Linked DNA regions of Mus musculus: region 1 is linked to region 2. Evidence: chromatin loops called from intact Hi-C (ENCODE). Cell type or tissue: left cerebral cortex. All regions are shown on one strand.

Evidence for each region. Peaks named below come from ENCODE experiments on the same cell type or tissue, not always from the same donor. Only the 100,000 strongest peaks of a DNase experiment are listed, where the experiment ranks them.
Region 1: it touches region 2 in a loop (10-fold over the local background); 2 of 42 quality-filtered maps call a loop at or near these places.

What each region holds. Positions count from the first base shown.
Region 1 is chr9:63,057,603-63,060,102 of GRCm38, forward strand. No RefSeq gene overlaps it. Among named protein-coding and RNA genes, the nearest start is that of Gm39354, 30 kb to the left of the region's middle. RefSeq lists an enhancer at 408-2,500. In left cerebral cortex, no CTCF peak of the experiment used is centred here; DNase peaks (open chromatin) are centred at 1,146, 1,367 and 1,747; H3K4me3 peaks cover 545 bases; H3K27ac peaks cover 2,415 bases.
Region 2 is chr9:62,923,726-62,926,225 of GRCm38, forward strand. The region is part of intron 2 of Pias1 (protein inhibitor of activated STAT 1); the gene reads right to left. Among named protein-coding and RNA genes, the nearest start is that of Gm35574, 56 kb to the right of the region's middle. In left cerebral cortex, no CTCF peak of the experiment used is centred here; DNase peaks (open chromatin) are centred at 1,393, 1,645 and 2,331; H3K27ac peaks cover 2,422 bases.

The sequences.
Region 1 (2,500 bases), 130 kb after region 2:
CCCAACATGGGTTCTTGGCCAGTTTTACAATATGCCAGGCATGTGCTTCCTCCTAGAGAGTGGGCCTTAAGCACAGTCAGAAGGCAGTTGCTTGTGCCTATAACATAGTGTCAGTATTGTACCCACGGGCATGTCTTGCCACACTGGTCATATTGTAATTGACAGGTGGGTAGACAGATAATGACATTTTCCCTATAGAAAGTTAGGTGTCCCGGAAGAAGCTTTCTGGTGTGCCACAACCTGATTTTTCCATGTCCCGTAATCAGTATGTGTGGTATCTCCTACAATATGGTCTCTCCATTTGAGCATAGAGTAGCCTGTACTGTTTGGGAGGTCTCACGCAGATTTTTAACTTGATTACTCTTTTTAGAAATCACTAAATGTATTTAATTTGTGTGTTGTTGGGGGAGGGTTACTTTCCGTGGCACACACGTGGAGGTCAGAGGACAGCTTTGAACTATCTCTTCTCTCCTTCCACCAGGCAGGTTCCAGGGATTAGACTCAGACCATCCATGTTTGGTGGCAAGCACCTTTAATCCACTAAGCCATCCCACAGGCCTCACTTTTATGGTCTAATATTAGTCTGTTAGACATTACTCGTTGGTTATTTTAAAAATTACAATCTGAAGTGTTCCGTACAAGGAAAAAATGTTAAAAGGAAGTGGCCACCGGCTGTGTCTAGAGCTATGTTTATGGATGATCTTATTGTTTTTCCTTTCATTTTCTGTTCTTCATGTTTTCTGAGTTGACTCTCTCTTACTTTATAATTAGCCATGTAAAATGAGAAAAAATAATGAGGTTTTAAAAACTGACTGTCAAATAGTCTTGAAAAGCCAGTGTGCTTGCCCCCTTCTCCCAAGGAGGCCCTGACATTTAGAAACAATTTAAAAAAAAAAAAAAAAAACAGACTGGAGCACCATTTAATCCTATTACTCTTCTGGACCTCTTGCAAACTAGGGGATGATCCCTTTGCCTCTTCAAAATAAATCCCCCCAAGGTCATGCGTGTCCCCCCTTCCTACCCCCACCCCCCATAGTAACAGAGGGATGAGATTCCCAGGCCTGTGCTCCGCCCCTGCGCCATCTGGCACCCCTGAATTTGATCTAAGAGTCACGGCTGGAGCCAGCCAAATATTCAGCTGCTCAGTAGAAGATATTTCTCCCTTTATGGACACCCCTCCTAGCAAACCGCTGTGTCGATCCAGGACTCAGTTTCCTTTGCAAAAGGAGTAATGCTGCCCTAGCTGTGGAAGTTCCTGGATCAGTTAGTTAGCTTGTTCGCCTCCGTCTAGGGCCCTGCTTCCCCTGCTCTGGGGCGCCCACTGGAAGGCCCGTGGACTGCCATGAATTCATTTGCGGGGTACTCAAAGAAGCAAGCAAGGCTTCTTTTCCCCCCAGATGACTTTTCACACACTGCAGAGGAGGTGAGTGGCTCCCGATGTTTGCTTTCCATATAGGGGTTCTGGATAAGATTTCCTTTGAAACAAGCATCTGAAAACCACGCAGGCCAGGAGACTTTCCCTAGTCCCTTCCCAGAGTGGACATTATTTCTGAGGGGAGGCGGAACCCTGAGGACGGAGCTGAAAGAATGGATAAGAATTCTTCTGTGTTGGCACTCCCGCCCCACTCTCCCTGGAGGCTGAGCTGCTGGGATCAAAGCGGCTGAAGTGGGTGCCACTCCACTGAATTAAGATCTGAGATGCCGGATAAACCCAGCCTGCACTTCTGGGTCCTCCTCCCACCTCCTGTCACCTAGGCAACCGGGAGGAGCCTAGGAGCCTGTTCCTTCCTCCCTGCCCCTCGCTACCCACTCAGACGCCCAGGCCCACGGTTCTTCCCTAGGACTCAGCCCACAGCTCCTCTGAATCTCAGCTTCTGGAGAGTTCCATCCTCTCAACTCCTTTTTGTGCACACAGAAATTAGATTCCAAGCAGAGGGGCCCCAACCCGTTAAAACGATCCCCCGTTTGCATGAAGAATTTGCCTGTCTTCCTGGCAGAGGAGCTACAGGCAGAGTTTGACCTCCAAGGAACAGCATGTCCAGGCATCTACTGCGAGGGCAGAGGACAGTCAGGGAGCATTGGGTTGCAGAGTCTCCTAGAATACCCCACCCAGCTAGCAACCAGAGCAGAAGGCAGCAGGTTGCCAGATGAGGGAGAGGAGCTGAGACCAGGGCCAGAAGATCCTGGAGTTCATTTTCTGTAGAATCTGGGAGTTAAAGACTTATTTTATTTTTAAATGTGTGTGTGAGTGTTGTGTGTGTGTGTATGAGAGAGAGAGAGAGAGAGAGAGAGAGAGAGAGAGAGAGAGAGACAGACAGACAGACAGACAGACAGACAGACAGAAAGCTGGAAGAGGTTTTAGATTTGGATACCTAGAGCTAGAGCTCCAGGCAACCGTGAAACACTTAATGTGGGTTCTCTGCAAGAACCATACTGATGCCTAACCATTGAGCCATCTCTCCAGCGCTGATTTTTCTGAGAGGAAGGTTTCCATGACCTC
Region 2 (2,500 bases):
AATTAACTGTATATCCTAGAGACCAGACAACAAAAGCAATGAGAATTAACAAATTTCTAGTAGTGATATATCAAAACCAAAGGCACAGAGAGGCCTAATTCCAGAAACAGCATTTCAGAACTCAAATTCAGAGGAACACATAGCAAAGACCAACCAAAAGTTGTCTAATTATATGCACACTCTTATAATAGCATACCAATAATACTAATTTCATATACAGAGTTTCTGAGCTAAGAAACAAATGTACCTGCTTTGAATCTACATAGGTGAAACTGCAATTATTTTTGAAAGTAAATTAATCTTTCACTGCCTTCTGTTTATTTTGAGAAATAACTTGTTTGTTTTGAGAAAGGGCCTTGCCATGATGCTATGCAGCAAAGGTCAACCTCAAACACAATTCTCCTGAGCCTGAAAGCTGTGATTATAGTTGTGCACCACCACACCTGAGCACCATACATGTTTTATATACAACGTCATATACAGTTTTTCATAGTCTTGGATGAGTTCACTTCTCAAAGGATCAACATATAAGTGAAACACAAGAATGAAGAACAAAAAGGATGGAGGGGGAGGGAAAAGGAAGGCAGCAAGCAGACAAGAAGCATGCATCACTGTGGCACAAGGGATTCCCCAACTATGCTGAGATCAACAAATACATTGGCTTTCTGAGAGACATTCCAAGACATTCAGGCACAGACATAGGCACGGCACGTGAGAGCAGGAATTTCTCTGGCCAGCCAGCTTCACTGAACTTGAGAGCAGAGCTTCAGGTTCAGTGAAAGCCATGTCCCAAGATGGAGAGCAAATGCAAGAAGACATGTAACATTGTCTTCTAGGGTCCACATAGATACACACACACACACACACACACACACACACACGGTGTCTGAGTGTCAAGTTCTGAACTACTATTTATTGAATAAATAGGTAAATTAAGAAATCTCAGGCTGGGGAATGTGACTCCGTTGGTAGGTTGCTTCCTAGTTAACTCCTGTATCCCATACACTGGGTGTGGTGGCACACATCAGTACCCTCAGTACTCAAGAGGGAGAAGCTGGAAACTCAGAAGGGCAAGGTTAGTCTCAGCTATATACTGAGTTTAAGACTATCTTGGACTACATGAAGGTCTGTCTTTCAGGGGAAAAAATTAAAACTGCACTTTTCCAAGATAATTTAATACCAAAGAATCACTAAGAGTTGTCATCATATAATTCTTGGCTGTGGGCTACCTAAGACTGCAGAGAAGCTAACTTTTGGCTAATTTCAATCTCTTGCTTAACTGGGTTTGTTCTACTTGCAAGAAACATATAAACCACCCCAACTGCAGCATGCCTCATCAAAAAATCTGCACAACCAACAGTGGAGAAAAGAGCACAGGTCTAAAATTACATCTCAGTGCAGAAGCAACATCTTTTAAAGGCTAGATTTGCATTTCTACTTCATATGTGGGGTGAGGCTTTTTCTTAAAGAATCTATCTTCAAGGAACAGTTGCTAACCAGAAAAAGTTACCACAATTATAAGTGCAGTAACAATCTGGCAATTATCAATAAACAAGGAGGAGCATGCAGGAAGGCAAATACTGCCCTCTGTCATCAACCTTAGCAGCTAGCTTCTTTCTCAGAGTATCTTGTATGGGGATTGTTTGCCAAGCAGGCCTGGCCCAATTTAAATCTTTGGCTCTGCTCTACAACAGTGCTAAAATAATCTCTGCCACACAAAAATTCGTATTATTCACTAGGCAAAAATTTAGACTCATTTTCAAATATATGACTACTGTGAAGTTTCAAGATGGGTGCAGATTTAGAATGACAAGATGCTGGCTAAAACAACATGGCTACTTCTTCTGTCCTATAATGACTGAAAGTCTGCAACGCTAGAGATTCCACCCACTGGTGCCATAAAGCACAGGCCTAAAATCTGCAGTGTTAGAGAGTCCACCCACTGGTACCATAAAGCACTCATTATCCAGAGCAGCCATTTTTCAAGTATCAGAAAACATGGACACCTTCACCTTCTCCATCAGCCACTTCTCTTGACACACTCTAGTCTGTGACACTGAAAAGACTATCATAAACTTTCATAACCTATCATAACCTTTCAAAGGCTATCATACCACACTCTTTCACAGCATATTTGTTCTAAGTTCCATCATTTCTTCCTATGTCCATCCCAGAGCACAGACCATGAGGCATAGCTAAGGCGGTAGGTAATTTATGGAGAAACAAACCTCTGATGTTACCCACTGACATCTGTCACTCTTTGATACTCCAGATGGACCATGACAAGAACACTAACAATTACCATCTAGTATCTCCAACCCACCTGACCACCACGAAGAAAAGCTACAAGGCCCAGCTAGTGAGGAGTAAGCTGTAAAGGTTTTATATTTGTTTGTAGCAAGTCAAGAGCTGGAACTCGGATCTACATATCTCCCACTTCCCGGTCAATTCAGAGCTGTATGATTTCATGATTAAAAGTATGTTCTTGGACTGCAGTCAG